Linked DNA regions of Homo sapiens: region 1 is linked to region 2. A link is an interaction called in ENCODE POLR2A ChIA-PET data of the cell type or tissue named here. Cell type or tissue: Panc1. All regions are shown on one strand.

Evidence for each region. ChIA-PET counts read pairs that join two places held together with the same protein. Peaks named below come from ENCODE experiments on the same cell type or tissue, not always from the same donor. Only the 100,000 strongest peaks of a DNase experiment are listed, where the experiment ranks them.
Region 1: POLR2A ChIA-PET joins it to region 2 with 5 read pairs; 3 of 35 experiments call an interaction of 5 or more read pairs at or near these places.

Annotation. Positions count from the first base shown.
Region 1 is chr15:79,864,391-79,869,390 of GRCh38, reverse strand. All of the region lies in intron 3 of ST20-MTHFS (ST20-MTHFS readthrough), which reads left to right. All of the region lies in intron 2 of MTHFS (methenyltetrahydrofolate synthetase), which reads left to right. Among named protein-coding and RNA genes, the nearest start is that of MTHFS, 30 kb to the left of the region's middle. In Panc1, no CTCF peak of the experiment used is centred here; no DNase peak of the experiment used is centred here.
Region 2 is chr15:80,232,141-80,237,140 of GRCh38, reverse strand. The region is part of intron 1 of CTXND1 (cortexin domain containing 1); the gene reads left to right. Among named protein-coding and RNA genes, the nearest start is that of CTXND1, 18 kb to the left of the region's middle. In Panc1, CTCF peaks have their summits at 1,930 and 2,139; a DNase peak (open chromatin) is centred at 2,189.

The DNA.
Region 1 (5,000 bases), 370 kb after region 2:
TCTAATTTTATATTATAGATGCAGCATATTCTCAAATATCATTGTTAAAAGCTTTGTCCTGAAATATGTCTATTTTAATGGGAAATATTTGCACTGATTCTTCAGACTGGTCCTTCTCCCCATCTTTATTGTGAGAGATATAGAATTTAACTTTTAAAATAGTAATTAAATACCACAACAAAGTAAGGATACTTGTGGAGTTGTTTTCTCTTTAAGTAAGTACAATGACTAAAAATACTTCATTTGCCAAGAGTCTGCTTTCGTTCCTTTTGTATATTTTATTAAATGCTGGTGGCATAAATACATACTTACTTTTATTCCTTATGACCTGATGTAGTCACAGTACCCCAAAGTACTGTATGTATTATCAAATAAGCTACCAACACTCACCGTTTTTTCATTTTTCATGAAAAGGTTTACATTAAAAAAAAATGCACCTAGTGTATAGTCAGAGTTCTCAGAACCAATAAGTTTTATGTTTGTGTGTGTGCGTGTACATCTATATTTACATCTATATCTATACTTTTAGGAGCTTTATTATAATGAATTTGCTCATGTGATTGTGGAGGCCTAGAAGTCTCAAAGTCTGCTGTCTGTAAGCTAGAGACCCAGGAAAGGTAGTGGTGTTTACTCAAAGTCCGAAGGACTGAGAACCAGGGGAGCCTATGGTGTAAATTCTAGTCCTTGTGCAGGAAATGTGATGAGATGGCCTAGCTCATGCAGTTAGGCAAGAAAGAAGGGACAAATTCCTTCTTCTGCCTTTTATTCTATTCAGGCCACCTGCATTGAGATGGGCTGTCCACTTTACTGAGTCCACTCATTCAATTGTTAATCTCATCCTAAAACACTCTCATAGACACACATAGAAATAATATTTGGTCTGGGCACCTGTTGGCCCAATTAAGTTGATGCATAAAATTAACCATCACACCAAGAAATACCTCTCCTTTCCCCAAACCCTTCATAGTACGTGCTATATTTCTCTTTGAATCTAAGAAGATTATCTTCTATGAGGAAATAATCTGCTCCACACAGAAACCTGATACAGAGCTCTTTCAATAATGACTCATTCTCAACATCATGAAATTATATTCGAAGTTGCAGAAAATTCACTATTGTATATTGAATGCTACATTGAAATTGGAAAGAAAAAGGTGATATAAAATAAAAGCTATTACATATTTTGTGCTTCTCCCTAATCTGCTTTATTCATTGGAAATTCCTACTTAAGTTTAGTCTGCTTAAAACAAGCTAGATACTTGATTTTGCATGCAACACCTTGGCTGTTACTTTTACTGTCTCCTAGCACTGTGCTACAGACTGCAAAATATTTAGAGAAAATTCAGACCTCGCTCAAAATAAAAAATAAAAAATGCTAGCATGGTCTATACCAACGTTGGATTGCTGGGCTCACTCTCACGTGTGTGATCTCTCTCATTCTCTCGCTCGTGCTCTCTCTCTCTCACACACACACTCCACTCAAAGCTACAGTGTGCATTCTTCTATGATCCCAGTAGATTGTAGGTCTCTGTATTGACTGGAGATACTCTTCCAAGTTGAAGATTTAAAAAAGAACTTTAGATTTTTAGTGCTGATTCTTCATCTTTATATTTAGAAAATTGTCATTTTTAGATTCCTGATAGAAACTTTCTCTAAAACATTATCTTAGTACATTAATTAGAAATTTATGTCCCACATATACTAGCTCTAGTAATTTACTGGTGACTAAGGCATTGTTAAGAAATGTGTTTGGAAAACTTCTGTTGGTTTTTTTTTTTTATGACCATCATTACATTTTTTTCTATTTTTTCATTTATCTACGTTTAAAAATGTTTGGAAATATTTCAGAATTTGATAGTTATAACAAGCTACAAGAGAATAAAGATTTAGCTGGATTACAGAAAAATATCTACTTAGTAATGAGTGAAAATGAGATAAATTTGTCATATGTGACATATGGTAATATACATACAGAGGCCTAAAGAAAACTTCAATGTCCCCCCCTTTTTTTTTTTTTTGCTACGTAATCTTATTTCCTTAGAAAGAGCATATTGATTTTACTCCACTGAGAGTTTGGCTTTCTAAAATCACCTCAACAGTTAATTGATGGTGATAATCAACCAAGAATTGTTCTTCATTTATATAATTTGCTAACTTTCAAGTTCCCATTGAGTTGAGAAAGATAGTGATGATAGCTCTGACAATATACCTGAACCAGTTTGGATAGGAATGTTTAAAAGATGTATTAGGCTATTTTTATCCTGTAGAAACTATAGTTCATAGGAGTGGTGAGTTAGGGGAGGCTGGAGAATGGGGGAAAATGGGAAGTAAGATAAATTGTTGGTGTATGTGGTTTTGCAGATTTGCTTTTTTGGCACTAAAAGAGTACTTTTTTTTTTTCTTTTCTTTTTGAGACAGAGTCTCACTCTGCTGTCCAGGCTGGAGTGCAGTGGCATGCCCAGGCTGGAGTGCAATGGCACGATCTCAGCTCACTGCAGCCTCTGCCTCCCGGATTCAAGCGATTCTCCTGTCTCAGCCTCCCAACTAACTGGGACTACAGGTGCCTGCCACCACCATGCCCAGCTAACTTTTTTGTGTTTTTGGTAGAGGTGGGGTTTCTTCATGTTGGTCGGTCTGGTCTGGAACTCCTGACCTCAGGTGATCCACCCACCTTGGCCTCCCAAAGTGCTGGGATTACAGGTGTGAGCCACCGTGCCTGGCCAATCACTAGCAGTTCTTAAGAAAAAAATGTTTTGGAAGGTCGTGTGTTTGCCCTCGTGTTCTGTGTATGCACGTGCACTGAATAGGAGGCAGTCCCAGGGTCTCGCCTGCTGAAGAGATCCTGCACACCTACTGTCTGCTTGGCTGTCATCCTACTGTATTGTAGAAGCATCCACATCAGCTCCCTTTTTATTTGGGGGTTGTGCCCAGATCCTAACTCTCAACAAGATGTTTTTCATTATGCTTTATCCAGGACACTCTTTCTCACTGCTGTTTTCAAATGCCTTTGGGTTACTTCTGGGAAGTATAGATTCAAACTCTTCCATCAGGTAACTGTTTTCACCAAATAATGTACAGGTAAATATTTGGAAGACATAAGAGAAAATCAAGGGGAAAACTTAGGAAAGAAGGAAACCGTTGAACTCAAATAGTTATCTTCTGGACCCATGATCAGGTCCTCTGAGGGAAAAAACACAGATCCTTTTATTCATGAGAACTGGACATATTCCTGCTGCTGGATTTGTTCTTAGCCATTAGCCTCTCGAATGCCACCATCGCTGTCACAGAGACCAAAAAAAAACAAAAAGCTGCTCCTGTTCCTCCTCCTTAAAAAAAAAAAAAAACTTATAAAATTTCAAACTGCAGTGACTGTTTTCTCTCTTCCCTCACCTTAAAGAGGTTTAGGTTTGCCTGCTATTGGTAGTTCTGATGGGCTCTGTTAGAGATTGTGTGGTTGGTGTTCAGGCCCAGATGAAGAAAGAAGGGAATAGTTTAAATTTGCTACATTTTGTTTTGCTTGAGAAAGATGCAGTAAACTGAGGGGAGAAGGGAATAAGCGATTATTGTAGGCACCTGCCGGAGGGAGCTTTGCCACTGTATGAAGGATTTATTTTCTCCATGGTTGGTTTTTGTCAGCATAGCCCAGTATTTGCAGGGGCAGAAGATCCAAACATGGAGCCTTTGTTAGGATTCATGGCCATACCCACATTTTGCCTAGCACACTGCTGAGGGTAAGCAGGGATGAGGGCTGAGGTGGTCTTCCTCGTTAAATCAGCTTTGCACTAGGTGTCTGAGGCCCAAGAAGGGTCAAGATTTGCTTTTTAGCAACTTGCTGCCCAGAGACCCATCGTTACGATACGTATACCTGCTCCTCCTGGCTGGGGGCTTGACTGCAGTTCCACACTGGTTTCCTTCCGGCTCTTCCCAAGGCAGCCATTTCTTTAACATGTATTTCATTATCAAATTCCCTTTTTCCTAAATTATATCTTGCAGAAATACCTCGAAGTTTCCGACTTAGATATGGCATTCTTTCCTGGTTTCTAATCATAATAGACATTTTTCCCAAGTTTGTTTTCCTTTGTTCATTTCACTGGAAATGAAAGTAGAAAGTCAAATATTTGTGCTAAGGTCTTTATCTTGAATTTTAAGACTTATATTTAAATAATGACAGTTTTACAAGTTCAGGTACATTTCCACTTCGTTTTCTTGTAATAGAAATTGTGTATCTTTATGGATCAAGGTTTTCTTTGTAAAAACAGTGGGAGTTACATTATTGATAACATTTTGAATTTAACCTTTTGAATCTGCAAAAGGTTGCTGTAATATTTTGTTTCATTGTGAACCTCTCCCCTGAAACAAAGAGAAAACACATCACAATATTTGGAAGTTTGCCTGGAGTGAACGTTTATTTTTTTGGGGTGTTTTTCTTTTTGACTTTTTAAAAAACAGTTTTTGTTGTTTAAAAAACTGCAAATGCCAGCCATAAAAATATTCTCTATTCCATCTGCCTAAGGCCAAAAAGAAATCAGAATTAGGCAAATGAAAATCAGGAGCTGAGCCCAGTGATCAATTATGTCCACTCTGCCTTTTTCTTTTCCTTTCTAAAGTGTTGTATTTGTTCACTCACTTGTGTAACAAATATTCTGAGAGTCCTACTGTGTGTGACACTGTGCCAAGCAAGGGGGTACTAACTTGTCATAAGCCTGGACCCTGCTTATGAGTCAAGTTTCTTACACTATATTGAAGTAAGCACCAGAAAGCGTGTACAGGTCTATGAAAGCTCAGTTTCTGGACATTTACTCTCAAGGACTTTTTTTTTTTTTTTTTTTTTTTTTTTTTTTTTGTTGAGATGGAGTCTCACTTTGTTGCCCAAGCTGGAGTGCAGTGGCGCAATCTAGGCTTAATGCACCCTCCACCTCCCGGGTTCAAGCGATTCTCCTGCCTCAGCCTCCTGAGTAGCTGGGACTATGGGCGCGTACCACCACACTTGGCTAATTTTT
Region 2 (5,000 bases):
GATGGTCTCTATCTGCTGATCTCGTGATCTGCCATCCTTGGCGTCCCAAAGTGCTGGGATCACAGGCATGAGCCACCGCGCCTGGCCAACTGTTTTTTTAATAAACAGAAGGAGTATCCTCTTAAATAACAATAAATAATATACCAAATACATAAGCCAGTAAAATTTTTGTATATGTGCTAGACATAATTGTAAGTGTGATGCTTTTATATAACTGACTGTGCTGTGGGTTTGTTTACAACAGCATTGCCACAAACACGTGAGTAATACATTGCACTATGATGTTAAGAGGGCTACCATGCCACTAAGCACTAAGTGATAGGAATTTTTCAGCTCCATTATAATTTTTTTTTTTTTTTAGACCGAGTCCTGTTGTATCACCCAGGCTGGAGTGCAGTGGCACAATATCGGCTTACTGCAACCTCTCCCTCCCCAGTTCAAGTAATTCTCCTGTCTCAGCCTCCCAAGTAGCTAGGACTACAGGTGCACACCACCACACCTGGCTAATATTTGTATGTTTAGTAGAGATGGCGTTCCACCATGTTGCCCAGGCTGGTCTCGATCTCCTGACCTCAGGTGATCCACCCGCCTCAGCCTCCCAAAGTGCTGGGATTATAGGCGTGAGCCACCGCACCTGGCTCAGCTCCATTATAATCTTACGGGACCACTATGGTTGATGGAAACATCATTATGCATTACCATGACTGCAAATCTAGGTAGTGTCTGTCCCAACTACTCAATTCTGCCTGTCATAGTGCAAAGGCAGCCATAGACAGTGTGTAAATGAACAGGCACTGCTGTGTTCCCATAGAACTGTACATTCGCTGAAATCCCAATGTCACATGATTTTCATGTGTCATGATTTTAATCGTTTTGTTTCCTACCATTAAAAAAAGTAGAAACCATTCTTATTTATGTCTGTACAGAAACGAGCAGCGGGCCAACCTTGAAAGGAAGTAAAAGGAAGATGTTCCTTTTTCAAATGCAGTGAGAATATCCCAGAGAGGACCATGACATAGGATGTTTCGCAAAAGGCTGAGCATCACTGGGGTGTTCCCCACCCTGTTCCATCAAGCATTATTTTGGGAAATGTGGTGCTAAGAGTTTGAACTTGCAGGATCTAGTATGGTTCCCAGCACAAGGTAAGTCCAGATGGAAAGCTGGTTGAGGGATATTTATGTAGTGCTGACTAGGAACCCGACACTCTTCTAAGTGCTTTATGTATATTAATTCCTCTAAGTCCTCATCATTATCCCATGAGGTAGTTATTTAGTATCCCCATTTTGCAAATGAGCAAGCTGAGGTTCAAAGGAATGAATGATTTGTGTCAGGCTACCCAGTCAGTGAGGGGCAGAGCCACATTGAAGCCTGTTGAGGAGAAGAAGGGATTGGTAGGGTAGCCCTGTGATAGTGGCAGGTGGGTAGAGGGGAGTTGGTTCTGGGTCATAACTACAGAACTACACGATAAGAACTTTATGGAGCCAAGAGCAACAGCCCAGGACATCCCAGTGAAGATGTCCAACTGGCAAGATTGGCCCTCAGGAGATAGTTAAAGGCTGAAAATAGTAACTGGGACTTGATTTCCCCTGCAGTCTTCCACAGTCGCGTTATGCCACTCCCAGTATGCTTGCTGTCCCTGTCAACCAAGCCCACAACTAGGTTATGCAAATGAGCATAATTTAGGGCGAGCTCTTTCGGAGATGCTAAGCCAAGGATGCCAGCCATCTTGGCCAGCACTCCACCAGGGCCACGTGTGCACCTCGGCCCTTGCATTGGGAGGGCACTTGACCTGCATCTCTTCTGTAGCTGGCCTTATGATGTACTTTCGGTACCTGGAGAGAAAAACATTTACCCTAGGCTTCTGGGGCTCAGGCTATCTATTAGGTCCTGCCAGCCCCTAAGGGTTGACTGCATAGGACATCTTGAACAGAGGAACACAGGAGGCCAGTTTTCCATCTGCTCCGCCAGGCTGGGAGGGCTGCCTTGTGACTCAGTAGCTGAACTACCGCAAGGGCCCCTTTCCTTGCCTCCCCCACAACCCTCCAGGGAAGAGCAGCTGAGAGGCAAAGGAAGAGCCCTGGTTGCAAGACACAGAGAAGTCATGCAGCCTGCCCAAGGTCACCCAGCCACCAGGGGGGCAGAGTCATAACTCAAACTCTGGGGACCGAACCTCAGCCTGCTGCTCTCTGCATCTTGCTGTCACTGCTTCATTGAAGAAGGCCATTCCCCAAAAGCAGGAAACAAAACACGGCAGGTTTCTGTCCACAACTGGCCTGAGTGATTGTGCACTGTGCAGCTGTTTAGATAAAGGGGACATTTTGACACAGGCGATGGAAGACAGCCCCATCAAAAGAGTATGCTGAGGCCAGGAGCAGTGGCTCACGCTTATAATCCCAGCAATTTGGGAGGCCAAGGCTGGCAGATCACCTGTGGTCAGGAGTTCGAGACCAGCCTGGTCAACATGGTGAAACCCCATCTCTACCAAAAATACAAACATTAGCCAGGCACAGTGGCATGCACCGGTATTCCCAGCTACTCAGGAGGCTGAGGCAGGAGAATCACTTGAACCCGGGAGGTAGACGTTGCAGTGAGCTGAGATTGCACCACTGCACTCTAGCCTGGGTGACAGAGTGAAACTTCCTCTCAGAAAAAAAAAAAAAAAAAGGGCATGTTCAAATTGTGGAATAATACATGTTATTTCAGGATGCTGTGTATAATACACAGCCCTGTCTCACCCTATCCCTGACCCAACCTCTCCCCTGATTCCCACCCATCCCTGAACCTAATCATTCTACTGATTTAGCCCATCGCTTGGATGAAAATAAAACATATTTAATAATTGGTTTTCTAAATTTCATCCAAATGTCCCCTGGTCTCAGACGAACAGCCTCTAAAATGTCAGGTTTCCATAATCAATCCGTATCCCCAAAGCCTTCCCCCAATAAGTTTGTAGATGCATTGAAGTAAGACGGCTGGGCTTTCTTTGTTTTCTTATTTCCGCATGATGCTCTGCACACAAAGGACCTAGTCCTCCAAAGCAATGTGCTGGTTTTGCTGGAGAAGACCCAGGCTCACTCACTTGCTCAAGGTCACTTAGCTTCTCCACCGCAGGCTTGCTCCTCTTCTGAGGGACAGCTTTTTTACCTCTGTTAATGGGAATGGAGGAGGTAGGCAGGGAACCCCATGGTGGTGACCCCATTCCTGCATGCTTATGGAACCTATGGTCAAGTTGTGTGGGTTCCTGAGGGCCATGGGCACCCACAACGTGTCATCTGTCCTGTTAAATGTCTTCACGCATGCAGAGGAATCCTGCAATTCAGATGCGCACAGCCACTGCAGCTGCCTGCCTTTGAGGGGCCATTAATTTCAGGGAGATTAATCACTCCGCGAGACAGCAAAGTCAGTCGCTTGCAGGTTGCCTTTGTTTGTCTGAGTCGCTGTGGGGGAAGTGGGCTTGTCTAGCTCCCCCAGTCTCTTTGTAGGGCAGAATCCGAGCCTGGCGTGGTGTAGCCCCCAGCCCTCTGAGCTCACTTTGTTCAGGGAGGAAGAATCCTTGGGAGACTTGGTCATTCTGTGATGTCTCCTCATTAGAGGAAACCAGGGGCTATTTTCTGTGGAAGCCACCAAGAGCCAGGCAGTTTGCAGCCTGAAGGACAGGAGCATCTTGTATTCCAGCAGCCAGATTGGAGGCTTGGATACCTAGAGAGGGAAACTGTAAGAACAAAAGTAAGAATGACAGCTAATATTTTAATTGAGTAAATATGTTACTGTGCTGAGTAACTATGCTAAGCACTTTAGAAATATATTCTCATTTACTCTTCCCAGAGATCCAGTGAAATTCACTGGGATATTATTTTCTCCATTTTAAAGGTAAGGAAACAGAGACTTAAAGAAGTTGCATTGGCCAGGCACAGTGCCTCACGCCTGTAATCCCAGCACTTTTGGAGGCTGAGGCGGGTGGATCACAAGGTCAGGAGTTGAAGACCAGCCTGGCCAAGAGGGTGAAACCCGTCTCTACTAAAAATACAAAAATTAGCCAGGCGTGGTGGTGGGCGCCTATAATCCCAGATACTCAGGAGGCTGAGGCAGAGAATTGCTTGAACCTGGGAGGCGGAGGTTGCAGTGGGCCAAGATCGCGCCACTGCAATCCAGCTTGGGAAACAGAGCAAGACTCAGTCTCAAAAAAAAAAAAAAAAAAAGGAAGTTGCATTTTTCGTCTAATATCACACTGTTGGTAGTTCAGGAGCCAGAACCTGAGCCTGGACATTATGCCCAGGACCTGAATTTCCAACGAACATTCTTCAAGTAGTCTGGCTTCTGTTTTTCACTTGGGAAGGGCTTTGGGATTTTAACTATGGTGATGGGAAATCATTGCAAAGGCATGAGCACCTGAGTCTACCTGACTGTCTTGTGAAAGAGAAACTACCTGCTGGTGCTTTGGGGAGATGGAGAGTTTTATTTGGGGGCTTCAGGGCACAGACAGAGCAACACAGGTTCAGGGAGGCCTGGGCCTGAGGCTCTTGTTGGGGCTTTAAAGGGCTTGAAGGAAAGGGCACCTTGAGCAAGAGCGTTTGTGCCAGGACGACTCTCCTGCTCATGCATGGTGTTCCACTCAACTTCATTATTTGGAGAAGAAAGATTGATTCTTTCCATTAAAAACAACAACAAAAAATCATTAAAGGCTGTTTGTTAGTGTTAAGTAAACTAAAAGGGAAATAATTACATCGGGGCCACTGATGAAATTACAATCAGATTAGAAACATGAGCTCGATTTCCTGAGCATTTCTTTGGCCACGAGTCTGATCTAAGATAATTGGATATCTCTAAATACATGAGACTCTGTAAGCGATTCCTCTGTGATTCAAAAGGATCGGGGGCAGGGAGGTATGCAGAAGCCAAGGGTTATCTCTTTTGATTCAGGAGAATTTCCCACACAGCACATCCTCACTGCCTGGTTCACAACTCTCCTCATCTCTCCATTGATCAGTTGCACGTCGCCA